2 separate regions of the Homo sapiens genome follow, and region 1 is linked to region 2. The links are chromatin loops, found by intact Hi-C in ENCODE. Cell type or tissue: ovary. All regions are shown on one strand. Each heading gives the region's core, and the rest is flanking DNA. Links, peaks and the distances in the headings are about the cores only. Region 1 has its middle 27 kb from the start of NPVF. Region 2 holds the start of LOC124901604 (a long non-coding RNA gene).

What was found. A loop is a pair of places that touch in the nucleus more often than their neighbours do. Peaks named below come from ENCODE experiments on the same cell type or tissue, not always from the same donor. Only the 100,000 strongest peaks of a DNase experiment are listed, where the experiment ranks them.
Region 1: a loop joins it to region 2, with 6 times the contacts of the local background. A loop is called at or near these places in 105 of 110 quality-filtered maps.

What each region holds. Positions count from the first base shown.
Region 1 is chr7:25,247,884-25,263,697 of GRCh38, reverse strand. No RefSeq gene overlaps it. Among named protein-coding and RNA genes, the nearest start is that of NPVF, 27 kb to the right of the region's middle. RefSeq lists an enhancer at 3,694-3,988. In ovary, for the core only: a CTCF peak has its summit at 3,837 (motif pointing left); a DNase peak (open chromatin) is centred at 3,867.
Region 2 is chr7:25,376,874-25,392,687 of GRCh38, reverse strand. It overlaps LOC124901604 (a long non-coding RNA gene), which reads left to right and starts at 13,260. Exons shown (of 2, transcript XR_007060262.1): 1 at 13,260-13,387. In ovary, for the core only: no CTCF peak of the experiment used is centred there; a DNase peak (open chromatin) is centred at 7,000.

The sequences.
Region 1 (15,814 bases), core at 2,954-10,953, 130 kb after region 2:
AGTTTCCAGGAAAACATGACTGGTGATGTAAAATATGTCATGAGGGGAATATTTCCCCTCCTAATACTTTCCATGCACATGAAAGGGAAAAGTGCACCCACCACATATGCATGATGCTGTCATCTAGAAGTTCATGCTCTCATGTTTCTCCAGGCCCTTATGTGCAGGGTAGCAAATGAGTATGTTGGCTAGGGATCAGTCCACGCACAAAGTTGGCGTGCTCTTTGCCGTGTAATGAGTCATCTCCCTGTCGGTACCTGGTCAGCCCCAGCTCTGAGACAGAGCAGACAAGAAGGGACCCATCTGATGTCCTAGATGCATCTGTCTCATCGTGTTTGAATTATACTGGGCTGATCTGACCAGGCATGAGGAATAGTGCTCCATTTAGGCATGGAGTCACCCCTAGAGCCCGGTCTACTATAAAAGACAGCTATTGGATCCTGGGAGTGCCCATGATGAAGCCAAAACAGGTATCAGGTCACACACATAAGGAATCCATGGGTATTGAAAAATATTGATAAGATGGACATTGTGTCCTATGATGGAAGTCCCACATGAGAGCAAAGGCAGAACCTAAGGCCGTGGTCAGAAGTCAAGGTACAGGTTCAAAGTGGATCCCAGGGAGCAGGAAAGGCAACAGCAGTTTCCTTAAGAAACAAAACCTACACTACAAAACAATGGCAATATGGTATTGATCCTGGTATTTTTATATATATAGATAAGGACTGTGTACGGAACATTTTTTTGGTTTTGGGTGCCCAGAACCATTTCCTCTTATGGTAGGTAATAGAACCTATCTTTCCATCTTTCCTGTGGAAAGCGCATTCCTGTGGCTTGAGTGAAGCTAACCTCACCCTGCCTTGACCCCACGGCGGGCACATGGCCCAGACCTGACCTCACATTCCTCCCCAGGATGCTGGATCTCCAAGGTGGTTGATTGTAAGTCCCAGACTTCTGGCAGCCATGTTGCTTTCCCATCTGAAGGATGAACAGGCAGAAACAAATACAAGTGTGAGACACAGAGAGAGTCAGAGACTGGAGAAGAGCATTTGACCCCTGAAGCAAGAAGCAGCCCTGGAATTTCTTTTAAAGTCTGGATTTGGGGTCTGTGGCTTGCAGCCAAAGGAGTCCTCCCACTAGAGGCCAACGTGTGTTGCTCTTGAGAGGAGGCTGGACTTGGTCGATACTTGGGGCTGGGTTTGCAGTGTGGGCAGAGCACCAGATCTTCTGAGAAATTTTCACAATTCTCTATGTTACCACCACATTTGACGCTGAGATTTTTGTTTCCCAAAAGATAAGTCTAGATGTTTAGTCACTGCTGTTATATTCTTTCCTATGTCTTTGTGTTTCTCATCCTTTTCACACTCATGCTGAACCCTCTGAATGAGAGGAGGGGAAGGCATTGGCTGTATAGCAACTTTTAAGACCACTTGAAGCCACTTATCCAAAGGATACTAGAAGTCATCCTCTGAATATCCGGGGCCTTCTTGTTTAGTGGAGGGCAAGGGACTCCTAGACCAGAATTACTTGTGATCTGAGAAGTCAGCCTAGGCCTGATTTCCCTTAGGATTTCATTTCCCCCTGAAACTAAAGCTGGAAATAGAGCTCTCCTTAGTCCTCCTCCTGCAGAATCACATAATGGTCCTGTATAATTAGCCTGAAGACATTCCCTGCTGTTAGTTTGTCACAAAAACAAGCAGAAAGCACTAGAAAGAAGAGTAGTTATTTAGAAGTAAATAGCAAGGGAAGGTTGGAAATGTTTGATCTCATATATAGATACGGCTTTGTGTTCTCCAAGTAATTACTTTTGGTTTACTTTTTTCTTAAAGTGCATTGAGATTGGAAGGTTAGTAAGAATGAACAATAAAATTAGGTACTAAAAACAAATGAGGCTCTCAAGGGATAGAGTCAAATAAGAGAGAGAAAGTCTTGGCCCTACACTAGTTGCAAAACAGAGTTTTGTCAGCCCCTTCGGTATTTATCAGACCTTCCCTGCTAACACCAATTAAATGAGAGAGGGGATCTCAAAGTTTGGGTCAAAGCCTTTGATTTTCAGATAAGAGATCACATCAACTTTCAGAGAAAATCTCAGATGTCTCTAATATTTCTTTACTATAAAACCTCCTCCAAGGTTTCGATTCCAGAAACGTTTGAATCGCATTTCTGCAAGGTACAAATTAATAGCTCTTACAAAGACGGTCAGAGATTTCATTTTAAAACACTATTAAACCTAGAAGGTAGTAGCCAAATTGGAGAGGATGTTTGATCCTCTCCCAATTTTCCACTGCTGCAAAGCAGAGACTGATAGTAAATCATTCTTTGCAGTCACTTCTCCTGTTTTTTAAGAAGAAGAAATCATTTTAGAAGTTTTTCTCTTTTTTTCCTTGCAAGAGCTTCATAACATCGGCACACAGCTTGTGAAACAGAGGGAGAGAACAGAAACCACATCCGGAAGTAATCATCTCTGCAGCACTGTAATGGATTATATGTGTTAAAGGGGCCGTGGACTAAATTAGCGTGAAGGTATTTCATAAAAAGTTATGTAAATCTTAAGTGGAGGTAATGCTCTTCTCCTTAAACTTAGGAATGAGGAAACCGTAGGCCCCAAGACCTTGCTACAAAACAGTAGCTTTGCTACTTCTTGTGCCACCAGATTAAACAGACAATTGGAATGAAACCACTACCTCATATACTCACATAAACTAAATTTTATTGTTAACCTGGACACACTGAAAATCATGAGACTGATGGAACCAAACTTCCCACAATTGTCCAGTCAATTTGCTATCCTTCTATTTTTTAATTTTTGGGGGGGGGGAATAGGGAATAGCAAAATTGCCTTTTTCTCAGCACTTACTCAGTCTGTAGATAATAGAAAGTTCTTATTCCTTTTAAACTTGCAAATGAGATTCTTTATCTCAGAGGCCCAATCACCATTCCAAAGAGAATATTTTTATTTTCAAGAGATTCTGTTTTTAATTGGCTACTTAGAAAATCTATTTTAGAAAACATACATACTTGCTGGAGTTAACTTGTTCTATATTGTTCAAAAAAGAAAAAAATCTACCAAAAGGAAAACAAAATGGACATTGAAATGCTGTTTTCAGGGATAATAATATTTAACAACTTGGGGGTTGGAGGAAATCGGTCCCCTTTAATATCTCAGTTGGCACTTCGCCCTGTTAGCCCTATGCTAGTTGCATTGTGCTCAGAGGCAACCAGACACTTGCAACGATTGCTTCTGAAGCACCACAGAACTACCTGCAGTAATTTGGTTGTTTTCAACCATTCTCCAAATAAAAATATCCCTTTAACGCAAAGGCTCAGGGTTTATGAGTTGTTTTTTTTTTTAAGAAACTAACGTACACATTCCCATGCATTTTTATCACCTTAGGCTAAAAATATAACAAGCAAAGACTGAGAAGGAGCTGGAAGAAATTAAGAAGAATGCTTTCCAACGTTTGGAAATTCCTTGAACGATGCACATATAATGTATATGCAATAACTCTTCAGTAAAGGAAAAGACATAAAGAAATGAGAGACTGCATAAAAGCCTGGGCAATTCTATATTTTAAATAATAAGGTGAAACGGCAAAATGTTTTGTTCTACGTGGTATCTGTTCAACTGTAATTCTGTACTCCACATGATGTGAAAATCTAAGTTTGAGCAAAGTTGGCCTTCTTTTTTTCTTTAATCCACACTGACATTGTGCCCAGAGATGGGGCTCCAGCTGTTGAGGGACTAGAAGAACCTCAGGGAGTGAGTGATCAGCTCAATACCGAATCCTCCGTGTGCCAAGAGGATCCCTTTGACCCTGAAGCCATTGCAAATTGTTGCTTTTTCTTGTAAGTAGAGTCTGCCCCCACGTGGTGAAAGTGAGAGGCTGCTTTTACACACCAGGACGCCTTCCTCTCGCTTCTAGGGCAGCAATTTTTGTAGCGACTGGCGCCCTTTTACCACCATTCTATCTTTGAACTGCTCTTCCTTCTTCCCTTCCCTCTGTCCTACTTCCCCCTTTTCCTCTTCTCCTTCCTTTCGTCTTCTTTCTGTTTCATCCCCTCTACTTCTTCCTTCCCCTTTGCTTTCCTGAGCCCTCCACTGTATTATTCAGTGGCCCAGACCCCGTGTCTGGGGGAGGATCTGGACTCTGATTTGAGGAATTCAGGAAAGACAATTTCAATAAATAATTAGAGAATAATCACTTTAAGGGATAACAACATGACATCGTAGATCCTGAACCAGAGATTGAGATACCTGGCTTTCACACGCCGTGGCTCTGTCCCAGAAATAGGATACAGATATGACATGTTTATATGCAAAGTAAGAAATCTAGGCGTAAGCATAGCTTCATAGAGAACCAGGAGGCAGAAAGACAAAATGGGTTCATCTGCCCTCTTTTTAAAAAAAGCAGTAAAGACACCTAATGCTGATCCCACCAGCTCCCGCTGAGCCACTCCAAATACATGCAATCTAAGCAATCGAAAACCAATGCTCATGTGGCAATACAGCCTCAAGATAAAGCTCCTTGCTTCCCTCGTGGTCCTATTACAGGCAGCCCGTCATCCCTAGGGCCATCCTGAGCAACCAGTCCACCCTGGACATCATTTTCATCATGTCACATCCCTACCCAGAAATCTTCAAAGGTATGTTGCCTTCAAAGTCCAAATACCTCGTGCATTATTCAGGATCTCTCTCTCTCTCTCTCTCTCTCTCTCTCTCTCTCTCTCTCTCTCTCTCTCGCAAACACACACACACACAAACACACACACACACACACACACACACACACACACACACACACACACACACACCATAGTCTCAACCTACTCAAGTTCTCTACTTCAGCCACATTTCTCTCCTGGGCATCCCCTAATGTCCATCTTTTTCTTGCCTCTGTACTTTTACATTTGCTGATTCCCAGCACAGCCTTTTGTGGTGCTTCTGTCAGTCTGGAAGTCCTTTTTTTTTCAACACTGAAACTGCATTAGTACACAAAGCAAGACATGTCACCTAGGGAGATGGAAGTTGAGGGTGCTTTCATACCCATATGAAAGCCTCATATCAAGATACAATACATATATTTTAATACAACTGTAATTTACAGAGCTATTAATCTTCCAAGGCAGGAGGTGGGGTGAGGGTAGGGAGGGCAAAGTGTTCATAAACTACCAAGGAAGAGTTCTAGTGGTTTATGCTATTGCCAGAATCCTGAGATGGAATTATGACCCTATAACTCAGTTAGCCAGCTCTTTCCATTCTCTAATGGATGCCTTGGAGACGTGGCTTCCTGCTCAATTTCCCTGTATACTCTGTAGCTTTCACTCCCTTCCAAATGCACCGGGGAGCCTCCTAACCACCTCATGTGACAAGCTGTTTGAGCTATGTCTTTGTTTGGGAAATGTAGAAGGAAGACTCCCATACCCCTCTCAATCTAAAGATTCTGCATAGGATGGGGGCGGGAAGAGCTCTCTTCCATAGCAGCAGATAGAAATGCCATGAAGTGCCCACCCATGGCCTCCAAATCGGCACAAAATATCCGCAGGTAAGGGAAGAACTAAACACCACTCAAGTATTGCCCATCGTTTACCTTCTGGATGCACAACTAGTATAGTATTACTCGTTGTAATCCATGAACCCTCTGCATTGTAATCACCTGGCATGGTCCTTGGAAATGCTGGTTCCTAGGCTGCACCTCAGACCTATACAATCAGAATCCAGGGGGTAGAGCCTTGAAATATGGAGGTGTTATAAATAATTGAAGTCATTCGTATCCATTTGAGCATTTGAGCATCTCTTTTTCAGGTATTCACTGTGTTTTTCTTCATTGTGCTGAATGCAGTACTCCAGACAGGGCCTGCCTCAAACAAAATCACAAAGGGCTAAATGTGTCAAAACTCCTGCTTCATGAACCCACATCTGCCCTTGGACCTGCTGCTCCTGATCTCTGGCCCTGTGGCTATGTCAGTGCACTCATCCTGACCCTGGGCCCCCTGAATGCCAGCCTGGACTTATCTTGCCCATGCGAACATGTGTGAGCACCTAGGCCATTCCTTTCACCTTCCTGTCTAACAAATTGATTTGATTTGTGCCTGGTTTCCTCAAGATTTTGCTATTCATTAGATGACAGTTAACCAATATAATTTAACGACTAATCCATATTAAAGGGTTAATGTAGGTATTTGTTACTCTTTGGCTGAGTCGAGGGACATATTCTGAGGCAGATGAAGAGGGGCTTGGCCTTCTCAATCACACCAGTTAGGTTTATCCTGTCTCTACCATTTGCTAGGAGGTCTCAAATTCTATGCAATTTTATTTCTAAAGTGGATAAATAATCCCCCCACTTATCCCCAAAGAGTGGAGCTTAAAAGCACTTTAGGAACTGAAAAGTAGTACATAAGCAAAAGAATTTGTTATAATTCATCTCAAGATCAGCCCCAATTTATGGATACCATGGAAATTGTTTTCCTGATTTTCACTCTCCTGGTAGTAATAAAAAAAATTCTGATGAAGGTCCTTCCAGCCAAGTCTATGTGGAATATGTCCTTTGATAAGGTGGCCAGCGTTCCCAGAGCTGGCCCTGCCTGGGCTCATCCTCTGTGTCCTCTCCATCCTCATGACACTTGGGCTTAGACCAGCCGCACCATGTGAATATGGCCTATTGAGAATCACCTAGGGAGTCTTACCCACCACACTGCACAGAAAGGAAACAGCTCCAGAGAGGTGATTGGAGGTACTGGCAGGGAAGGAACCAGAACCTGGACCACACTGCCTTGAGGTACGGTTTCCAAATGTATTTTCAGATGTCTTTGGGACATTTTTATGGTTCTTGGGGATGTGCCCACCTCATCCGTTTCCATCCCTTGATGTCTCCCATTCTCCTCATCTCCATGCTATGACCAAATTGCCCTCTAGATAGTTCTTCTCCTCAGCTGTCGCTTTCGATGTTAAGAACATCCTCTAGGAGTAGCACAACACATCTAGATGCTCTGTGAGCAAAACCCATACCCTGTGCTTTGCTGGCCCTTATCTGTGTAGACTGTGCTTTCTCTGGAGTTTCATGCCACGCTGACATTTGGCTGCCTACTCGCTGCTGAAAGGCTTATGTGATGGATGAGTGGTTAGACTGCACTAATCTGCTCTGTACACAGCTACGGCCTCACATGGATGATGGGAAGAGCTGGAAGGATGAGAAAAGATCTTAAAAGTCATGACCAACTCCTCCAAAGAGACGGACAAGAATCCCACATGGAGTGTGTTGCAGTATGTTCAAGGAGCTTTTCTAAAACCTATATTTCAAAAAGACTAAGCTCAAGCCTCTGCCTTTTAGGCTACATCAGCACACTGAAATGAGCCCCACAGATGGCCTTTGTACATGAACTCCTGGCATACTGGTTTTTTTTCAGCCCCAGAATTCCCTTGAACTTTGGAAAATGCTAATTGAAATACAAGGCATATGTTCTTTAGCGTGAGCCAGTGAGAGAAATCTAAGGACTGGACAATGCTGTCAAGTAAATATGATGCACAGTAACAGTGGCGGTGTGTAACTAGTAGCGAATTTGAAAACCAAATCTGAGAACATTTGGTGGCTTGATTAATTTGCTTTGCCCATCCGCCATCTGTTGTTGTCTCCAGGAGCCCAGGATGGGGCACCCTGCTTGATTCTGCTGACTTAGGCCACCTGGAAGCTCTCCTTCTATAGGGAGTGGGGGTGGACTCTGCGGAACAAAAGTCCCCGGCCCTGCTCCTCTGATCCCACTGTGCAGCTGGGAAATCAGGTTTGTAGAAGCAGCTCCTCCCATATGCTTCAGAATGACTTTTACATCCTCTATCTCTGTTTAAAACCAGTGTACATTCACAGGTTCACCTGTTTTATATCTTCCCATGCTGATAACTGCAGAGCAAAGTGAGGTCACTTGGTGACAATCAGCCAATTGCTTCTTTTGAGCTGAACTGTAGAATGTCACATTTGAATTGTGCTACCCGCCCCACCCTTTTTGGCTGAGTTAACTCATTCTTTTCAGAGCAAAGCTTTTCACCAAATGCCTTATACAAACTTGGTGTGTAGTGCCATTGATAAGTAAGCTCAGCTTTGCTTTCTGAACTAGGTCATGAAAATGATGCTCATCTTTGCCCTTGTCCTGCTCCCCCAACCCAGACACTTAAGTGCCCCATTCATTTTTCAATAGAAACATAGTGAGTGTTCACATGTGAGCTAGATACTGGGAAGTCAGAAGTGAGAGCTTAGTCCTTGGTCCTCATGGGGCTCACAGGCTAGTGGGGAAACTTAAATAAATAAAACTACGCTGCAGATATTTTGACAGAGATTTACACAGGCTACTTGTAGCAAAGGTTTATTGTAGCCCACCAAACGGATTCCACTCCTCTTCCATATTAATTGAGTTGCCCAGCTCCACATCACACCTCCTTCCCTTCCCACAAATTCCCTCCCTGCAACTTGGTGTGGTCATATGACCAAGACCTCCCCATCAGGAATATGAGTTAGAAGTGACGTGTGCCACTTCCAGGCCTGGGCCTTCAACCGTGGCACACGTGCTCTACCACTTTCTTACCCTTTCTGGTGAGCTGGAACATGATAAGGCCTGTAAGCTAGCATCAACCATGTGAAAGAGGATGGTGCTCCAGGTGATGGGGAGAAATGAGATGGAAGGAGCCCTCGTGACTGCACGGAGCAAATGGGCCCCTCTGCCGGTTCTGGATTGCTTCGAGAATGAGAATAAAGGGCCTTGTTTCTTAAGCCACTGTGTTGTTGGGCCTCTTTGTTACTGCAGCTTAGCTTTCACTCTAATCAGTACAACTCTGTGTTCCACACTGAAGCACTGTCTGAAATGGGAGTAAACGATCTTCATCTGAGATTACACACAAAGAATCTCCATATTTCCTTGATTCAGATTCACCAGATGTTAATGCTTTCCCATATTTGTCTATCTCTGTTTGCATATGTAAATATATATACATTTGTGTGTGTATTTCCCCTGAACTGTTCATGAGAAAGTTACAGACATAAATAGTTAAGTGTGTATTTCTATCAAAAACAAGGACATGCTCTTACATACAATAGTACAGTTGTTAAAATCTGAAAAAGTAACATTGATACCCACCTTATTATGTTACCTAAGGACCTTATTTCATTATTAGACTAATTGTCCTAATAATATCTTTTATAGTAAAAGAGAGAAAAAATGTATTACTCAAGGATCCAATCCAAGATCATGTCTTGAGTGATCGTTGTCTCCTTTTCTTCTTTAATCTGTAATAATTTCTCAGTTTGTCTTTGTCTTTTATGACTTTGACATCTGAAAGAATACAGACCAGTTATTTTAGAGTTTGTCTCTCTCAATTTGAGTTTGTCCTCAAGGTTAGATTCAGATTATATTTTTGACAGGAATCTCACAGAAGTGATACTGTGTTCTCATTGCCTCCTATCAGGTGGCACAAAATTTCCATCTGTCCCATTACTGATAATGTTAACTTTGATTACTTGGTTAAGGTGCCAGATTTATCCATTGTAGTTACTATTTTTTTCCTTCATAATAAAGATGAAAAAGGGAGAGAAAATAAAAGGAAAGGATTCCTTTTATTTATAGGGATTCATACCATTAGACAAGAAGGTGCTTTTCCTTTACAGATCTTTCTTTGATAACCCCATCTCTATTCCTGGTTTCTTCTTAGATGGCTTATGGGACCCATGAATCACATCTAATCTCCTCACAGAGCCCTCTGTATGACTGAATACTCTGGCCTTTTGGCCCCTCTGATGCACTGGCAAGAGGTTGTCCAGCCACACCCTTGGCTTTCCCTTCAAGACGTACTTTCTTGACAGTAAATCTCCTCATTTTAGTGTCTTTTGCAATATGGATTGGCTGAGAATTTCCCAAACTATCAAGTCCTGGTTCCTTTTTGCTTAACAGTTCTTTCTTCAATCCCTCTGTTTCCTTTTACATCTTATTGTAAGCAGCAGGAAGAAACAAGGCTGCATCTTCAACTATTTGCTTTCAACACTAAGCTTTCTGCTACTATATAGCAAGGGTCACCTTTCTTGCAGTTTTCAATAAGGTGTTCCTCATTTCCTTTGTGCCTCCATCAGCAGTGATGCTAGCATCCATATTTCTATCAATGGCCTATTTATGGTAATTGACGTATTCCCTTAGAAAACATAGGTTTTCTCTACCGTGCTCCCCAATTCCTTCTGAACCCTCACAAGCAAATTCTTTAATATCAATGTTTTACTTGCAATCTATTCAAGACAATCTAGGCTTCTTCTATTATATTCCTCAAAATTCTTCTAGCATCCACTTATTACCTATTCCAAAGCAACTTTCACATTTTTAGGTATTTGTTACGGCGGCACCCCACCCTTGGTACCAAAATCTGTATTCATTTCTTAGTACTGCTGTAACAAATTGCCACAAACTTTGTGACTGAAAGCAACACAAATTTATTATCTTATGGTTCTAGTGGTCAGAAGTGTAAAATGGATCCATAGGACTGCATTCGTTTTGGGGACTTTAGGGGAGAATTTGTTTCCTTACCTTTTCCAGCTTCTAGAGGCCTCCTATATTCTTTGGCTCATGACGTCTTCCTCCATCTTTAAATCATCTTCCTCCTCCCTGACCTCTGCTTCCATTCTTAAATATTCACTCACATTTCTGTCCCTTCTGCCTTCCTCTTATAAGACCACTGTGGTTACCTTGGGCCCACCCAGATAATCCAGGATAATCTCCCCATATCAATATCCTTAACTCAATCACATCTGCAAAGTCCCTTTTCCCTATCATGTCTCATATTCACAGGTTCTGGGGATTAGGATGTGGACATTTTTGGGTGGCCAGCTAGAATGGTCTTGAAGGTCTGTCTATTGTCCATAATGACCCACACAAAAGAAGGTAGTTAATTCATCAACTTAAAGGTGAATTCATTGAATTAGAGGTTAATTCATCAGTCCTTGGTATAATCGCCAATAATTACAGGGAGAATAGTTGGGTCAAAAAGGAGCCCCCAACACAAATGGTGAGACAATTCATGGTCCATTCTCTTCCACATACAAACATAGAACCTGAAAGTCTCCCAGTTACTCCAATTTGATATTTGTTGTTAAACTTGATCTCAATCACAAGTATGTTGAGTTAAAAAACATGGGCAGTGCCACTGAGTAGTTACAGTCATACATTATTTAACCTAACACTGCTCAGGCAGCGGGAGAAGCATATGAATTTATAATCAGTCAGATTGAAACAATGTTGTGCCAGACTGTGTGTTTGTAACCATTCATAACATCAGACATAGCAGAATAATCCAGGACCAGTCATGTCCCAGGTTTCTTTTGCCCAGGCTGCCACCTGGAAAATGTACCAATCAGGCTGACCCGGATTTGCTATTAGGGGAAGGAAAGACATACCATGTCCATGATTAGTCAGAATGGAGTCCCAAGCTTTCATAACGGATCTATATAACTCTGTACTCCTTTTGTACTAATTATTACTCAGAAGTAACCAAAAAGGATGACCTTTTCTTGAGACAGCCAAATCAAGTGACCAAATTGCCTTACTAAAATATGTAGACCAGGAAAATGTACTGGACAAAGAGTCAGAAACACTTTTGAGTTAGTTTTTGAGAATGCCATTCTAGCACTCAGCAATACTGGATATAGTAAGGAATATGGAATGTCCATTTAAGTATTTGACTATTATCTCATTGTTAGATGTTCTTTGCAAATGATTCAGAAAGCCTAATGCATGACACAATTTCACTTTAAAGCACAATGGTGTGGCTAGAGTCAGCTGATTGGACTGAAACAGCAATAGCATAACCTTAAAAAGAAAAATGTCAAAGCATTGAGACAACAATGGTAGTCTCAAAAGGGGGTCAAAGATTTGATATAGTCAATTTGCCAGGAATAGACAGAGGTAATGTCCTGTGCAATGTGGCCTACTTTACCACAGAACAAACAGGCCAAAATTCGGCAGGAGTCACAAGTCTGGTATACAGTGGAAGCTTCTGCATCAGAAACACATGGTCCTTTACAGTGTCTAGTCTGCAATGGTGGATCTGTTGCCATTTCTGATGAGGTGAGGACACCAGGCAGCAATAGGAGCAATCTGGGCATTGCACACTCAATCAACAGCTCAATTCTCATTGTTCCCATCAGACAACAGGCCCTTACAATGCCATCAACACAAGGGACCCAGACTATCTACTTGGGAGACACAATTTGTTTATACAGTTCATGGCCGCAGAGAGGAATATCTTTATCTGCCCGTGTTAGTCTTCCAAGTGGCAGACCACATGGCTAGGCCATTGGTAACAGCCTAAGAGTCAGAAATAGTCCTTAGGAGTACTGTCTAAGGCGAGGGTGTGGCTTTCAATTCAGCCCATTGTGCTGCAGTTGGTCTTACAGAATTGTCACTGAGGCTGGATGGTTGCTTCCACCCAGTGGACATCATCAGATGTCATCTTAGCTAAACCATCATCAGTGAAAGAGCTCAGGGTTACAGACCAACCTTGATGAATCAAGGGCCCTATTGAGCCAGCAGCTTTCCTTCAGGCAGTGGAGGGGGAGATAAAAGTTTCTTCCAAAGAGATGACTGCTACTGTTTCACGTAAAACTCAGTGGCCTCTCAGATGCCACTAGAGCAGCACTCTTAAATATACTATTTCTATTTGACAAGACAGGCTCACTGGGCGCTTCCCACCTTGTTTTGTTGAGTTCTGTTTGACCCATCCCAAATGGGAATATCCAGCCTGAGAGTCACAGGCTTCTGTTGGAAAGATTTTCAGTTTAAACAAGAGCTTAGTAGCAGGTTAATAGCTGCCAATAGGGAAGAGTGTGGTGGGAGGAGTACTTGGTGGCTGTGTGAGAGAAGTGGAGCTAATGTACTGAAGAATGGCCTCTCTTAGTATTCCAGCAGTCATTATCCCTCACTAAAGCTGACATTTCCCTTTCTCCCTCAGGTTTATATATTGTTTCTGTTGGACTTGCTGGACAGTACATGTGGTCATCCCCGAACAGGAAAATTCCCTCTGATATTTGTGGACATTCACAGTACAAGCATATAAAATATCATTACCAATCATGCATTCAGCCGTGCAAACCACAACAGGATATTGAATTAGCCCAGAATTTCCACCCAGTAGGCCACATTAGCTCCCCCTCCCTACTTCCAACTTTGTCCAAATCCCACAGGCTGCAAGGAGCTGACCTGAGTACATGTCAGGATCTACAGCAACAGCCTCTAGACCACGCTATTTCCCAGCTGAGAGGGCAGGGTTGAATGCCAGCAGGGAGGATAAGGCTATGGTGTTAGCCTTTTCATTTTACCTCTTTTGACCCTTCACCCCCAGGTTGGTGCCCAAGCACTGGCACTACTTCCTCCTCATATACCCCTGGCATCCAGCGAGCACCAGGGCTCAGGGTCCCCTTTCATTCTACCCTGTAAACACCCTGGCTACAGCTCCACCATGCTGTTCTGAAGGCTTTGGAGACCCCTGTGCCTAGTGCCCATCTCTCACTGGTGAAGTTGAACTGTGGCAAGGACCAGGGACATGACTGCAGCACCTCAGTGCTACTAAGCAAGGTTCTGTGTTCACTTTTCCTTCTGAGCACTCTCCCGCTCATGGCTTAACCAATGTTTTCAGCTCATATAAACCAATGGTTTTGGTTCATGGAAAGCTCTATGTAAATAGCAAAGTCCTCATTGCTAACATCAGTTGTTTGGCTTTGAGGACTCCTGGCTCAATGTCCATAGAGACATTGTGTTTCAGCCGGGGCCAAGGAGCTTGCTCGCCCATTGTCCTGATAACATTTCTGACTCTGCCCACCAAGAGGAGAGAATGAGCAACAATCAAGCACCATTCAGGTGGCTTGTTTAGTCCTGGTTTTTGCTGCTTAGCCTCTAAGCATTAATTCAACTCATGTTTATTAAGAGATAGGACAGTGGGAAACCCCTCCTCCACCGCCACCTTCCACACGCACAATCCTCCCCCTCCCAACTACTTGGGGCAGGAACATTTGCTACCAGATCCCAGGGAGTTTTCTCATCTATCTGATCCTGGTTTATGGAATCCTTGTTCTTCCTTTTCAAGAAAGCCAAGTCCCTTGGGCTGGGCGTGGTGGCTCATGCCTGTAATCCCAGCACCTTGGGAGGCTGAGGCAGGAGGATCACGAGGTCAGAAGTTCAAGACCAGCCTGGCCAGCATGGTGAAACCCTGTCTCTACTAAAAATGCATGGTGGTGTGTGCCTGTAGTCCCAGCTACTCAGAAGGCTGAGGCAGGAGGATCGCTTAAACCTGGCAGGCACAGGTTGCAGTGAGCAGAGAGCACGCCACTGAACTTCAGCCTGGGCGACAGAGCGAGACTCTGTCTCAAAAGTAAATAAATAAATAAATTTTAATTAAAACAAAAAAAGAAAGCCAAGTTCCCATCTGCATTCCTTCCTTATCACCAAAACTGTCAAGGCTGCAATTTTATTTTACCCTACTTTTTTAAGCTACTAAGTTAACCTGTTACAGTGTCATGGATACTGGCAGAAAACACAAGACTCTGGGGTCAGAGACAACAGACTTTATTACTCACAGCATAGCAAGCATCATAAGCATCAGCATGTTTACACTGGCTCCCTTTGCTTTTATGTCCCATGACGGCTACATGGCAGGCCTGCATATGCAGCATGCTGTGTTATGGGAGAAAAACACTGAACTTCAAAAATCTGCCACTTTTATAGCAAACAGTAAGCAAGCCTGTTCTTTGTCTCAGAGGGAGATATCACCTCATCTTTCAAAGTTGTTCACTACAGATGAAACCCTGAGAAATTACCTAGGTAAAGAGAAGCCAAGGCACATTTTTGGCATACCCAGCAAGACGTGTAAAAGCACAAGAGACCTATGGAGGGGTTTCTCAACAACAACCAGCACTCTTGTAACCTCCCGATGGGTTCGCCTTGCTTGTTCCCTAGACAAAGCCCATTTATCAAGACGGGGGAATTGCAATGGGGAAAGAGTAATTCATGCAGAGCCAGCTGTGTGGGAGATGGGAGTTTTATTAGTACTCAAATCACGGTAGGGGCTTGGAAGTGGGGCGTGCTGATTTGTCAGGGTGGAGATGGAATCATAGGGGGTCGAAGTGAGGTTTGCTGCTGTCTTCTATTCCAGGGTGGGATGGCAGAACTGGTTGAGCCAGATTACCACGGTCTGGGTGTTCCCAGTGTCAGGTGATCCGTCCAGTGCAGGGTCTGCAAAATATCTCAAGAACTGATCTTAGGTTTTACAATAATGATGTTACCCCCAGAAGTAATTTGGGGAGGTTCAGACTCTTGCAGTCAGAGGTTGCATACCCCCTAAACCATAATTTCTATTCTTATAGCTAATTTGGTAGTCCTGCAAAGGCAGACTGGTGCCCAGGCAAGAAGTGGGTCTTTTCAGGAAAGGGCTATTATCAATTTTGTTTTAAAGTCAAACCATAAACTGAATTCCTTCCCAAAGTTAGTTCAGCCTATGTCCAGGAATGAGCAAGGATAGCTTAAATGTCAGAAGCAAGATGGAGTCGATTAGCTCTGATCTCTTTCACTGCCATAATTTCCTCAGTTATAATCTTTGCAATGGCAGTTTCAATCTGGGAAAAAAGAATAGTAATTTGTAAAGGCCTGCATTGTCATCTTTGCCAACTTCCTGGTTTAAATACTCCCACCGTGGCTGACTTCACTATGTTATCACTCAACTCAGAGTCGGGAAGAGATGTGCACATGTGCTGGCTTGACCAACCTTTGGTAATTCTTGCTTAAATCAATTATTACTATGATT
Region 2 (15,814 bases), core at 3,175-11,174:
AGATTGCTTTTCTCAGCTTTGTTTCTCATTAAACATTTTGAAAGGGGTTAGTCCAAGTTTTGCCTATTTAGTTGTTTTTGTTTTCTGGCTTAACGTACATCACATTACCTAATAAAAATCACACCACATTAAACAGGCTGTGTTGAGTATGCTGCGGTGAGTGCGACTTTACTGGTGTTATTTTAACTGTCTGTTCTCTGAATTCCCTTGGAATTTATGCTGTTAACTCCCATGAATACGAACAGACCTCCCAAGCCTGTAGTTACACACTCTGTATACTTATTAGGAGGCAACTTCACTTCTAGATGCTACACAGAGGGCTGTATTTTCTCCCTGAACACTTGAGTTCCTGAGCACACTTGTTTGAAAATGTCTCATAAAATATATGGTTTAGCTGGACAGACTGAAAATTTTGTGTAATCAGAGAGAATGTTTAGAAAACATCGTTTGGGGAGGGAAATAATATTTTAATGCTACTTCCAAGAGAATAAATAATGTAATTCCCCTTCTCCAGGGTCACGGGATGCAGGCTTTAGCATTGCTAATAAAACAAAAGAGAGATGGTCCTCAGAGGGAGGGATACAAAAACATAAAATGTTAACCATTTAGCCAGGAAATACGTGCAGGGACCAAAATCAGGTCCTTTCACTCATACAACAAATACTCAAATAACCACTTCAAAGTGTTTTCTCGGGAAAAGATAAGACTAATATCAAAGAGAAAAATCTCTTGAAGTTTGTGGCTGTATACCTAAAGAGAAAGCTTTCACTTTGTCAAGAAGTGACAAGAAAAGTTTTCATCTAATTGTTAGAAATCAGAACTTATTTTAAGCTTAGGCTTAGAGGGTTAGCATCCTTCCCGCTTTCATTTATAGGATGTTGGTATTGTTTCTTATGTTCCAGCATTATAATCTCATTCTACATGGAATTCTATTCAATATAAAAGAAAATTCACCCCCGGCTGTGATAGCTTTTTAATTTGTAATAATTTGTTCACAGCAGTTGTGAACAATGAGCTAAATATTGTTGAAAAACAGGAGTTTAATTTTTGTAACTTCTTGATTTGTTCTGATTTGTGTTGTTTAATGAAATCTAGTATTGAAAAACCATGGATCCTGATAAAAATCGTAGGTTAGAAAATATATGCCTCTTAAGATTTCTTGAACTTTCTTCGAAACTCATAGAAAAATACTAGAAAACGGTGTGGAATCACTGATGAAGTAGTGCCACCATCTGGAAAATTTCAGAATGGTAGACATAAGTTTCTTTTTCTTACAAAGGTGAACTCTTTCTCAACCACACATTTATTTTGGGGGAAAGAAAAGCAAATAAAAAACTTGTTCCATTTACCTAACTGTCCTAAGGATATTCAATGTAACACTTAACCCATTCCCTGTAGTATTGTCTCATCAGGGAAAGGAAAGATTCATTCCACATTGGTCTACATTGGAGATGATGTTTTACCAGGTATCTGAAGAATGAATGAATCACCATCTATACAGAAGGATGTAACGTGAAGGGAAGCTGAATTCTAACACTTTAAACTTGCAACTTAGACACATATGTGCTTAGTGCATGGGTGTTTGTGTCCAATGACATTAAAATCTCTCATCTATAAAATGAGGATAATAATAGTATCTACTTTACAGGGTAACTGGAGGGTAAAATGAAATAGTGCCTGTAAGGTGCTTCGCACGGTGCCTGGCACATAGCAGTGATCAATAATGGGAGAGATTATTAAAACTGATATGTATTTAATCTCTTTTTCAAACATCTGAATTAATATTCATAGGGTTGGCAAGGACTCAGGAGGCTTTCAGGTCTGGCTCCTGTCCTGGAAAGAAAGCTTCCACACTTCTCTTTAAATTCACGAGAAGAGGAGGTTTCCCAACCCCTTAGTGAAGCAACCTCCTCACCTGGCTCTCCACCCCCTACAGTCTGGCCTCATCTCCCCTCTAAGCTCATGCCTTCACCTAAACCTTCTATCCATACTAACTGGGTGTATTTCCAGCACCCTAAGCACGATACTTGCCTCCTGTCTCTGTATATTTTTCCTCATATCCTCTCCTTTGCACATTCCACTTCTCTTTGTTTATTTAAGCCTCACCTTTCTTGGAGGCTTAAGTTCTACCTTTTCTCCTTCTTTCTTCCCTAGCACCCATTCACATCTGACAAGTGTTAGTTAGGGTGATTATTCCTTGGCTGCAAACTCCTGAAGGGCAGGTACAAGATGCTAAACATAGTTGTACCCAGAGCAGTGACTAGATAGATACTTGTTATTAATCTCCACAAGGAAGATACATGTCAATATGCACAACTTTATAACCAAGATGACCAGCCAAACAGTCGACTTAAATTAATCAGGGAAATGAAAGCTAAATCCCTGACCTAAATTAGTAGAGAACAACCATTCACCAAATTAGCAAACATAAGGGCTTAGCCCCTGGGTCACACTGAAAGGAAGATCAGAGCAAGTTTATTGTTTTATTACAGATACAGTAAGATGGTAGTAACATCCTTACATAGAATCTTTTTCCCCCAAGTAGCCCTCATGTAAGGACTTATTCATGCATATTTATTTACCATCCCAGCATCTCTGGGATGACAGAGGAGGCACCTGGAGGCAGGTGGGGAAGCCCCAGACTGGGCTGTGTATGAGATGACTCCAAATTAGAATCCTGCCCTACTACATACTAGCTGTGTGACCCCAGATCAGTGGTTTTAACTTCTCAGTCACTTTCCTCCTCTGTAAAATGATCATACAAATACCTGCCCCCTCCCCATGAGGAGTACATGATTTACATGGTGCCTTAGTACACACACTAAGGGGCAAACAAGAGTGCCAGAAGAGAACATGAGTATTTGAGAGTTCCTACCAGCGCAGCGCGATTTTGTCGGTCATCTCAGGATTCCCTACCATTCTTTTTTTTTTTTTTTAATCCAACCAAAGGTTTAATTGAGACTTCATCCTAGATCAACCAGCAGAGGTCACTCAAGGACAGACTGAATTCTTACTAACCCCAGGCCTGACTTCTAAATTGAAGATCATATCATTGTCGTCGGAATAACATATTTTGTGGTAACTCTTCACTTTTAATATTATTATTCTATATTGTCCATTAAGAGCCACAGTGCAGTAATTTGATCAACGTTCTGCTTATGGAGCTTTCCTTACTAAAATTCTGTACGGAGAGAGACCCAGCTAAACACCCTCAGGCTAGAGAAGTGGGAAGGATGGAGAATATAGAAGAGGGATGAGATAATGGCATAAAACTTTTACTGACATTTAAAAAGGGTCTAAAATGATGATCCTTGGAGGCCGCAGGGGACCTGGGCCTGCATCCTCATCAGCAGTGAAGAAGTGTCTAATGGGAGGGAAGTGACTGTTCCAGAGAAACTCCGAGGAAAGAAAGAGCAGTTCAGAATGTTTTGGGCAGTCTGGTGATATTTGGAGAGGAAAAATGGGAACCCCAACCCCTAAAAAACCTGACATGTTTGCAGTATACAAAGTAAATAGTCACCCATCTGCAAAGGCCACTTAAAACGAATCATAAAAATGTTACAGATGCCACACTTCGTGATTTAGATTTCCCACTGATGATTAAGAGATGTCTCTTACATTTATACAATGCTTCAGTTTAAAAAATACTTTCATATGCATTACGTTTTCTCACCTTTAAAATTATGCCAGGAGTGCACAAGATCACAAACCTGTGGGCTTCTTCATCCCACGGTATTTTGAATCTGTCCTGGGTCATTGGACTTATATAATAGGCACTCAGCAAATATTTGTTGAGTGAATGATTAAAACAGATAAAACCACAACAATGGTCTGTTTGTATGTAATTTTATTATGTGTGTAATGAGCTTATTACACAAATGTATCCACACATTTGCCAATGTTCTAAGTTGCAACAACATCTGAAGGAGCTTTAGTTTTAGGTTGGTAGAACCCAGTAAGAGGTCTTGGTGTTGCTACCTCTCTCTGTGAAGGAAACTAGAAGCCTTGCAATGGCCTTGATGGCCAGGTGACTGAAGATTCCATATCAGCAGATGTCAGGGTTCCTGGATAATTTACCCCAGGCCACATCTCATGAGGAACCCTCTCTGTTTAGGGGTAGGGGTGGCCAGGAGATGTCCTATCCACCGCAGTGCTCAACATAATAAACAGACCCAACCAGGAAAATCAACGATGGGGCAACTAAGTACACTCAATGCCAACCTGCATATTGGAGGTGACACAGAAAAATGGAGCAAGCAAACATCACTGGGGTTAAAACAAGGTTTTAAAAAGGAGAACCTAAAAATCACATATTCTTGGTGAAGGGTACAGGAGTGGGTGAAGGCAGAACGATTAATTATCTGCAGGGTGCCCCAGCAAATTTGCTTGAGGAGTAAAAATGAAGATTTCTTGTTAGACATGTGGTAATTTAAATATAATTATTGGGAGGTTTAGATTTAACATGTGAAAACCATAGGATTACGAATCATAGATTATCAAGATTTTCTTCGTCTTTATATATGTTAGTGTTCAATCCATATTCTTTTGAAATGAATTGGACAACCAGACGATTCTAACTGTTTGAAATGTCTTCCTTTAGATTTTTCAAATCTCAGAAGTCCTTCACCTATCAAGGATTACTCAGAACAACTCTAATCTTCCCTCAAAGCAGCAGTCCTTCAAATGCTTAAAAACTTTAGTTGTCCCCTTACTCCTGTGTCCTCCAGAATAAACACCCTCTGGTTCTTTGGTGTTTCTACCTGTCATGCTGCCATCTGGCAGTTGTCATTTGGCCCACAATCCTCTTTAAATAGACACCCAACAAGAACATCCAAAACTGTGTGGCCTTAATGAAGCCTAGCCTTATCTCATGAGCTGTTCATCACCACCACCAAGTTTGTCCCTTCTCTGCAGTGTCATTTACCTGTCTCTCTGGTCAACCTGTGATGATATCTGAATTTGTAGCCCATTTCCTTTATGGAATTCCAAATGCACCAACCACATAATCCATTTTCACCACAGTCTCACAAGGAAGTTATTGATGCCACCATTATTCAGGGTTGAGTGGGGATGGGATGGAGTAAAAATTGGAGAAAAATTGAAACATAAAGGTAGAAAATAATTTACCTGGCTGACACTCCTATCCAAACGCCAAGGAACTAATAACATACAGTCCTCCCAACTTCTTGCCCAGCAGGACTTATTTTTCTTTAAATGAGACCACACTGCCTGTAGTGATTGAGTCCGGCAGTCGGAGATCAGAGGGAGAGAGGCCGCAGGTTTCCTAAGACCTGAGAGAGGACTTGGCCTTCCTCTTTGTACCGGGATTTCACCACCCACCCAGCAACAATCTAGTGCCTGCCTCCCATCTGTGTTACAGAGAGAACACCCTGGCAAGGGAGATCTGGCCACCAGGTGTTTGTTTGATTTGCTAGTTGTAGTCAAAGTGTGAGTGACGTCCTTGACAGGCATAGATGGATCGGGTGCATGCTAACATTCATTAGGAAAGAAGGGGCCAGCTTGTGCCCTGGAAGGTGTGGGGCTTTGACCAATGAGTGTGGGGCAATGGCAGGAGGCCTGAAGCTCAGGCCAGAGAGAGGCCAAGCATCTGCCAGGGTCAGTCCATTGTAAATCATTTGATTCCTGTATAATCTGTATATTTTACATTAAATTTAGGATGTTAGGAGATAGTTGGGTTAAGAATCCCAAAAACACACATAACAGTATCATTTTGTCCCTCTGTCTCTGTCACACACATGCATGCATGAAGCACACAAACCCTTCCTTATAGGAGAAAAATTGTAGTTTTCAATCTTATGCCAGCCTCCCACCACAGAGGACTGGCACCACCAGGGGAGGGCAGATTTCTGCCACCACCGTGGTGCTTGGGCGATGGGCCACCATCCTTGCAGCTCCTGACCAGGTGACTAGCCTGAACCTTGTGTCTGTTAGCTGCCTCTCCTGGGTAATGGAGCACGTATGACTGCAAAGTGGTGATTTTCTAACAGAGGAACTGAGAAAGTGAAGCCAGGCCCTCAGCTGTAACTAATCCCATGGCCAACCTCTCCTACCCCCTATTCACTCCCCCTGCCCCAGTCACTCTCCCCTCTCTCAGGACAGTCTGCATTTTAGCTGAATGTAATGAAAGAAAGTTGGCCCCAAAAGTGTCTCCATGTGTCTCTGCCCAGAACTACAGAGAATTTTTTGGCAGAACTTCCAAGGTAACGAGCAAACTCCTAACGGGGTTTTGGCACATCACAAACAATTAGGCGACTGCACTCCATAATCAGCCTAGGGGGACGGGGAGGCCATGCGCCTGCCAGATTTCTGGTAAAATGTTGCTTTGATTGGAACTAGGGTTCTTTCCTTCTGTGTCCCCAGGCCTCGAGTGGGGCTGGAGGAAACGACAGGCCTTCTTATTTGGGACAAATCCGACATGTCAGTGTTTACAGACGAGCTTCAAGCTGGCAACCACAGCAAGTCTAGGAGGTCTCCTAAATCCACTGGAATTACCTGTAGGGAGAGAGCTACATTCGTGCTTGTAGGAAATAGCCGCCTTTCCGTGTTGTTCCAAATGTGTGGAAGTTGTGAGGCCTGGTGTTTGATCAGCTGTCTCACCAGGAGAAGTGAGCATGAGGCTCCAAGTCACTGAGAATAGAGTGACTTCTCCTGGCTCGAGGTGACCAGGATCATACAGAGCTTCCAAGTGGGCTCCTTCCCGGCAGGGGTAGGCATCTGCCATCTGTGAAGTACTGGGTGTGTGTCAGCTGGACGTGTCCAAGGGCCAGCCCTGCAGAGGGCCGCAGGGACAAGAGCACCAGGCCCACCTGGGTACTTTGGCCCAGGGCCTGTCCTTGGCATCCAGGCTGTGTGCTCAGCCGAGGTCTGCTACACACATGTGAAAGCAACTGGGTTTGGCAGGGCTGGACTTGCTCAGCAAGACCCAGTTCCTCTCCACTCTTTCCAGACATGGGGAAAGCCGGGACTCTGATAGTTCTTCATCCCTTCTCCCTGCAGGTGACCACAGCAGGCGACTGTCCCCCGGTGGAACTCCAGCACTGACAAAGATGGCAGCAGAGAGTCAGCTAATGGGGAAATGCTTCCAAAATGAGCTACAAGTCAGTTTACAAAAATGGAGAAGGGGGAAAAATCTATTAGGCTGCAATCTCTTGTTGGGAAATGTGTTTCTAAAGGGAGTTTACATGCCATGGCAACAAATCCCTGAAGCCCAGTTTCAGCTTATTAGTGCTAAATTGGCCACAGCAAATGAGCACTGCAATTGTCAGTGACCTGAGGTTTTATAAGCACACTGGGACTGTTTGCAGAGATTTTACACGCGCCCCGTGGTGCAGGCGACGGGAGGCAACTCAACTCACTACTCCCACTTCCGAAGCCCAAAATAGCAATGAATTCACCCCCTCCCTGATGGACCCTTCTTGCAGGGATCTCCAGGGGCTGGAAAATTCCTTGAGATTATTGCCCTACCACTTGACTTCATTAAAAAAGAGAAGAACAGGAAATCAAAGGCACAGTTCAAAAGTTCTAGTTGAGGAAGAAGTCTTCATTTTGAAGCATTTAAAATGGATGGGGGATAGCCCTGTCTTGGCAGAGAAGTGGAAAGAGTAGCCTATAAAATTCAGTGACAAGGAAAAAGAGAGAGTGCCCAGTCCCAGCCCTGCAGGGGAGCAGGGGAGCAGGTGAGCATGACTAGTGAAGTGAGCAGAAAAATAGCCTGTTGCCAATAAGTGTGTGGCTTCTAGTCAGGATCCAGATCCACATCTGCCTTATGTTATTATTTTTTATCTATTCCTCCCACTAGGTCCCATCCTTCATAGAGTTCACATGCTAGGGGCAGACAGACGAAAAAATAAAATACTTGCATGCCTGACTAATATAGTTAAAATCTGATCAGTTCTGTGAAGGAAATAAGCAGGAGGCTGAAAAGGAGAGTCATGCGGGAAGAGTGGTGGGGAGGGGGCATTTCAGGGAGGCCTCAGAAAATGGAAATGAGGTCTGAGAAGCAGGAGCACAGGGGTGCTCCAAGCAGGGGGACAACAGTTGGCACCAGGTGTGTGAAGCAGGAGACAGCTTGGAAGAGAGGTAGGCAGGGGCTCAAACATGCAGAGCCCAGATTCAGGGCTTAGATTTTATTTTTAAAATGTTCCTTCTTGAAACTCTCTTTCTCCACATCTGTAACATGACAATACCCTACTTCTTCTAGCAATCTGAGCAGACCATGACTTCCTTTGCTAGCTCACCTTCCACTACACACACACACACACACACACACACACACACACACACACACAATTGAAGTTTTTCTGTGGCTGGATTCCAGAGAGCTGTTTGCTCTCTCTTTCCCTTTCCTCTCTCCTAGGAATTCAATAAAAAACTTCCATGCTAGTGACTTTCAAGCCTTTTTCTTCTATATGCCAGTATTTAATTAATTAATTCAGCAAACATTTATGGAACATCTACTATGTGCCAAGTACTTTTTAGATGCTGGGAATATTTAAAAAATTAAAGTCCCTACCTTGATGCCTTAGACCTCCATTTGGAGACTAGATAATAAAGGTGTCTGCAGGAGTAGAATGAAGTACCTCACCCATCATAGAGGTTTAATGAGACGACATTTGGGCTGGGTCCCAAAGAAGGATAGAAGATTTCCATGGAGAAGAAGAGACTATTGGGTGAAATGCCAATACAACCAAACAGCATGCACAAGGGCATAGAAGAGGAAATGGCCGTTAAGGGACCAGGAGTAGCTCTCTGCATGCTTCTTGCTGAGCCCACCATCTCTGCTCTACAGTGCACCTTCTCTGTGAAGAAGACAGTCTGATAGCTGGAAAGTGGCATCCAGAAATGAGAAGAATGTGGGCTTGAACCTGAGAAGCACCAAAAAGACTGTAGCAATGATCCTATGTTAGCTTGTTAGGATAAAGCACACGTGGACAAAGCTGAGAAATCACAGTCACAAATTAGATGAACATCCTGCTGTTGCTAATATTTGCACTTTCCTAGAACGTTCTGGTGCAGGAGTGAGAACCTCAATAGGAAGAGGAATGAAATATAGGGCTAGTCCACTCATGAGAGCATGCAACAGGTGCTAATGTACTTGGAGAAAGCATGTATGGAGAAATACTAACAAAACTAGGACTGCATAACTTGGGTAAGATGGGAGAGTGGTTACATGGCCACAATACATTAAAGGCTTTCTTATGAAAACAGGTGGTTACTCTTCTTTATATTTTATTTTCACTGGGGAAATAATGGAAGGAAAATGGTTTACTTGCAACCAAAAAGGTTTTGATTGTACATAAGAAAAAGGTTTCCAGACAGGGAAGCCTTTTAAAAAATACGGTCAATGCTTCTATCTCTGGCCTAATTTATAGGTGGATTTGCCTGAAGCACATTGAAACAGACCAGATGACCCCTCTCAAAATAGAAAGTTTGATTCTTTGGCAGAAGAGGTCGAATTGCCTATGAACAATCCAGGATTGATCATTTTGGCCCAGGGTGAACACACAGCTTCTTAAGCCAGAAATACTTTTTATCTAAATCTTGTTTATACCTGCTCACATTCTCTTCCTTAATGCTCAACCGGTCAGAGCAGATGGAACTGCCAAATGGGGCTGGCTGCCTTTACTTTCCCATTCAATTTCAGACTGAGTCGACTGAATAGCTGATATTATTTACCGTCTGCTGGTACTATCAACAGCTTTTTTTTCTTAGTTCTTAAGATAAGTTTCATTTCTTTGTACCTTAATTGCTAGCCCTTATTGCCATGAGAGAGAATTTTTGTCCAAATTCCCTTCAATTCAACTTGTTCAATAAATAAAATTCAAACATTACCTTGCCTTTCTGATGGGGGTTTGAGTAGGTCCAAGAGCTGACAAAGATGACAGAGGCCAAGAAGTGAATTATTTGCCCAGGGAGTCACTAAAAGTCTATCGCAGCATTGAAAGTAGAACTAATCTATCCCTAGAACATAGGGAATTTTGGGGCTTAAATTTGATGACCTGTCAGAAGCAGTCCATACAATAATATGTATCTGAGCTGAAGACAATGAGGGGTTCTTTGTATGTCTTTCATTTCATACAACCATACCTCTCCCCATTCACTCTCTCCCACCTCTCATGTTTCCATAGGGGGTTGCCCTCCAACAGCTGTGTATTGGGAGAGGGTGGGCTTTTCATCTCCCTCAACCAGAGGGCAGCCTGATCATGATCATGCCACATGCTCAGTGAATCAGAATCAGGACTCTTGCCTGAGCCAGGGCTGATAGAGTGCCAAGCTCTGTGGGAAACACCAGATTCCGAGCACCATCCTGTAGGACCCACTAAATAGACTGCCACCTTCACTATCAATCAAGCTGCAAAGCTGTCCGATGCTCTGTTGCTCTTTGCAGGAAAGCTAGGGTGCCACAGAAGCTTCCTCATCACCAGTCAGAATAAAGCCACTCATTTGTATCTAACTTATTTTTCAAAACTACTCCAAGCTCTGTAACTTCGAAGTTGAACTATGTTAACAATGGCTGGCTTGGAAAGTCCCTGCAGGATTTGTAAGAAATTAATGTTAGCCTCCCCTCAACAGAAAGCTAGGGGTTTGCAAAACACACCATATGCTTGTCACTTTGCCAATGAATCAAGATGTTTTTGCAGCCTTCTGAGTCTAAATAATTAATGGTAATGTCTAAAGATTACCCCAAGGTTCAGGGAGTAAGGATAGGGCCTTTGCAGTGTCCAACATTACTCAACCTCAGCTCAACCCAGTATTTCATGTGATAAATGATCAGGCTTCATGACCACGCTCCCCACATACACCCCACTTATCACCATTGTGCATTCCCTTTTCTTTTTCCTTACCTCTTCTTTCTTCTGTAATTAGATTCTCTGGCTTTCTTCAAATAAATGTTGCTGCTCTTCTCAGCCCTCAAATATTACGATAAACCTCTAACCAGATTTCTCCAACTTTGCTAAGTGGACAAGAGTGTACATCTACTAGTTTATCTTTTAACATTAGTGTTGTTCCCACCAAGAGATTAAGTTCCTTTCAATAAACTCTCACCAACCAATTAATCCAAACCAATGAAGCAAGCTAAATAAATCAATAGCCCAGCTAATTTTCATAATTGTAGAGATTATGAGTTTTAAAAAAAAATTTAAAAGAGTAGATATTAAGTTCTTGCTCTATAAAATACAAAATCATGTCCATGATCATTTGAAATATTTCCTTTTAACCGGCAAAACCTTTTTTCAATTTTATGATCCTTTGGAAAAAATGAATCTACATAACTTGGTACTGACTTTTGATGAATCTCTTCTATCATTTTAGCTTGTCAAAATGAAGTGCTATTCAGCCCCCTCCTGAATGAACCACTGTAATATTTTATGTTTTATTCATCTTTAACATATATATACACATACATATATAGATACACATATAGTCTACTTTTGAATAATGATAAACCCCCTCTTGTATAAGAACCTTACCATAGTTCCTGTCATTTTTCCCCATTGTGATATTTTAATTGAATAAACAGAAAGGTCTCATTTGTTGTAGAAGATTGTAAGAGTTCATTATAATGTAGTACTGCCTGTATGCCAGCTGCTTTACAATGCTGAGTGCTTTACAACCATTATTTCATTTAATCCTCAATAAGACCATTTCTAGATAAAGAAACTGGAATTTGAAAAAGTTTCAAAACTTTTGTCCTAAGTCATGCAATAGTAAGTGAGAGAGCTGGAGTTTGAACAGGAATGTTATGTAGCTTTCTTTGTCCATTTGGGTTGCTATAACAAAAAAACGTAGATGAAGTGGCTTATAAACAACAAATTTATTTCTGATAGTTCTGGAGGCTGGGAAGCCTTAGATTGAAGCACCGGCAGATTCAGTGTCCCGTTTCTGATTCACAGACACCAGTATTCACATGACAGAAGGGGAAGGAAGTTCTCTGATGTCTCTTTTGTAAGGGCACTAATCCCATTCATGATGGTTCCACCCCCATAACCTAATCACCTCCCAAAGACTTATACCTAATACCATCACACTGATGGTTAAGAGGCTCAACATACAAGTGTGAGGGATACAAATATTCAGTCTATAGCACAGCAACACCAGACTCTCCTTATATTTACTTCTCACTGAAGGCTGAACCAAACAGCCCTTCCAGGACAGACAGAATGCCACAGATGCTGGGGAAACCCTACAAGTAATAATGATGGCCCTAATGCAAATTTCAGACTATAAGTCAGCAGAAGCTGCCTTCTAAAGAATTTATTTCGTAATTTACTTCAAATAAATTAGCAAGAACTTTAATGTTTACTGACAAAGGTTTTAACTTTTCAACTCCTCTAAAAGTGGGAAATACTCTTACCCCAAATCTGGGTTATTTTATTCACCAAACCATCAGTATCATTCTTATATATGCTTCCTGGTAGTTCACACTCCTATTTTTCTCTCTTAATTTCATGCATCTTTAGAAATATTAACTGGAAATGATGGAAGTCAGCATGATAGAATAACTGACTTCACACTCTGTATTTTGAAATAATAAAAAGAATAATGTATTACCCATGGGGAAAATCACTCTTCCAGAATTTCAACAATCTTGTTGATGGCTGTTGTGAGACCTCAGTTCTTGTCTTATTAGTTTAAAAGAACTTAAAGAAGAGACACACAGCAAAGGAGCTGCAGCATAGAGCAATTTATTGCAAAAGAGAAAGAATATTCTAAAAGCTGGGTGCAGAATAGACAGTGCACCCTGAGAGAGGATTCATGGCAGGCTGCTCATAAAGAAGAGAAAGCATGGACTGGCCCTAGGGAGACTACCCTTATGGGAATCTTACATGATTATTCATAAGGGTGTGGAAGGAGATGTTACTAGTAAGCATATTGTGGGTGGTCCTCTGGATGCACATGTGCAGTAGCTGTACATGCTTATTCATAGGTCGCATGTCTCATTAACGTCTTAAATCTCCACCCAGGGGTTTTTTTAATATTAGTATTTTTTATATTAGTATTATAATGAGCAAAGGGTCAGTTTGAGGACAGGTAAAATCAAAATGTGCATGCTCTCTACAGAGGAAATTCCCTACTGAAAATAGCTTTGCTTGAATGAGCTTGACTACAGTGTCAACACCAGGGCTTATTGTGTTGGTGGTCATCACGGTTGCCACGTCTGAAAGACGTGGTTACTTCCTTGACTACCTCTCCTGCCTCAATCTTTCAGATACATTCCAGTGTTAGTTCACCATACATATAAATCAAACCCACAATCTGTTAATTGTCTTATTATATGAAGAATGGTCTTGGGCAAAAGAAAGAAAGCATCATCCTTGCTTCAAAAGTGTTGCCAGCCTAAGCCAGATATGGCTACAACCAGTGGGTGAGTATAGTGGCCACTAGAATGGGCACAGGACTGGGTAGTCAGGAGCCTAGGAGTCTGGGCCCAGTTCCCTTAATCTGCTGGGTGATGTTGATATGAAGTCACTTGGCATCCCGGAGCCTGCGTTTGTTCACCTGGAAAGCAAAAGCATTAGAGCAGGTGACTTTTGGGATCCATTGCAAGTCTAGAATTCTAGCATTTTGGTGACAGCCACAAAAATCATCACATTATTGGTGTAAAAAAAATAGTTCTCCTGTTTTTCCAGGATAGTATATAAGCTTCTGAGCCCCACTGTGAGGTGGGCAATCACTCTGTGATTCTCCCCATGCACACATTGTGTATGCATTAAATAAATTGTATGCCTTTTCTCCTGTTCAAACATGTATATATATATGTACGTATATATATAGGGGCAGAAAAATGATAATTTATAAACATGTATCTGTCAAGGTTGAGCTAAAATTCCATTGTTTCCCAGTAATAAGAAAATACTCATTTCATTTCTGACCCATTCATTTACCAAGTAGTACTACCAATCCCCCAAAGAACAGGAGATACAGAATCTTTATCAAGGAAAAAAAATGCCCTTTGGCAATAGTTTAGAGGAGTTTTCTTTTGTATTTCCATGTTATTCTGGAGGAAATAAGATAATGACACGCACATTCAGAATGTGGCCATTCTGCAGGACAAATGACCCTGTTTCTTGAACAAATTAGTAGCATTTAAAAGAGGAAAGAGATTGGCTTACATTAAGAGAAACCTTAAGAAACTTATGAAGTGCAATGTGTGGTCTTTGTCTAAATCCAAACTGTAAAAAAGACCCTTTAAAGACAATCAGGCATTATAGTGTTATTAATACAGGTATATTTTTATATCAGTCTAAGCAAAACATCACCTACTGCATTTCAAAGATTTTCAAACTAACTTTAGAATTTCTACCATTTTGTATTTTCTCACCACTGCTCCTCTCAACTTTCATAATATCTTTGCTTAGTTTCCTTCCTTAGAAAGGAGAGTCTGAGGCAAAGACTTATGTGTGAGTACTTGATTGGTGAAATCCTGAAAAGCACAAGTGAGGAACAAGGGGAAATGAGGGGGCAAGGAAGGAAGGGAGGAAGGAAGGAAGGAGGGAAGGGAGGAAGGAAGGAAGGAAGGAAGGAAAGAAGGGCCAATATAAGGATACATTATTGCATTGGCCACCAAAGAAAACAGCTGGTGACTTGATCCTCCAGGACCATCAGAAGAGCCATATGAATGGTATTTCACAACCATCCATTTAAGGGAAAAACACAGGGAGAATTTGTTCTTCACCCTTTATTGGGTAGAGGTTTGCCCTATGGGGCATTATTTTGCCTGCACTTCCAGGTTGCACAGGTATAGGTGCAGAGCAGGTTCCCTAAATTTGGAGCTAAAAAAACTGTTGGAAGCATAAATTATCCAGTTTCCTCACTTCTCAATTTCATGTTGGTTATATAGTTTTATTAGTATATAATATTATTATAGTATTAGTAAAAACAGAGAAAGTAGATGCTGCTCCAGGGAAGGGGTCAGGGGAGGTGGAGAGTGTTGAGTCACACCTGCAGTAGATGCTAGGAGAATAAGAAAAATTAGGAAGCAATTCATTATTATCTTTTTTTTCTGTAATGAAAGGGTAGATGTAATCCAGTTAAATTTCTGGAAATAATTATTCCAAAATTTGCTTTTGTTTTGAAACTATATTTTTGGTAATATTTTTTCTTTCCATTTTTCTTTAATTTTTTCTTTCCATTTTTCCCAGCTTATGACTCATATCTAGAAAAAGATGTTAATCTTTAAAGTTATAAAAACTTATGAAAAATGCTAATTATATTCAGTGTATTTAATGCAGTTGCATGATTGGGGAAAAAAATATATAATTTAACTGAGTCAATAGTTATAGATAGCCTTCTAGGTCATCATCCATCAAACACTTTGTATACTTCATACCAAGATTTAAAAAGATATTTTCCCACCTCTAAGGGGTTGATAATCTGGTTATAGAGACAAATGCCCATACAAAGTGCTTATGATATAAACATAAGTGCTTTAACTGAAGTACAAAGATCCAACAGAGAATGTGGTTTTGGGAATAGTAACAGTGGTGATGGTGGTAACAGCTTCATAAAGAAATTTGGTCTTGGTGAATTGAAACCCCTTTTGAAACCAACTAAATAATACTCAGATGCCAGATGCATGCATTGAAAGCAAAAAAAAAAAAAGAAACTGTAATTCTGGCTTGATCATTTTGATGCCAATAAATTATCTTTATACTAATGGTGTAATATTGTTGAAGGCTTCTCCTAGGACTTCAAAATAGTCTTCAACAGCCACGTGAGATGATTTTCTTCTTTGAAACCTTATTTCCAAATGAGGAGAGTTCCACATTAGCCTTAAAAAAAAATGCCAGCT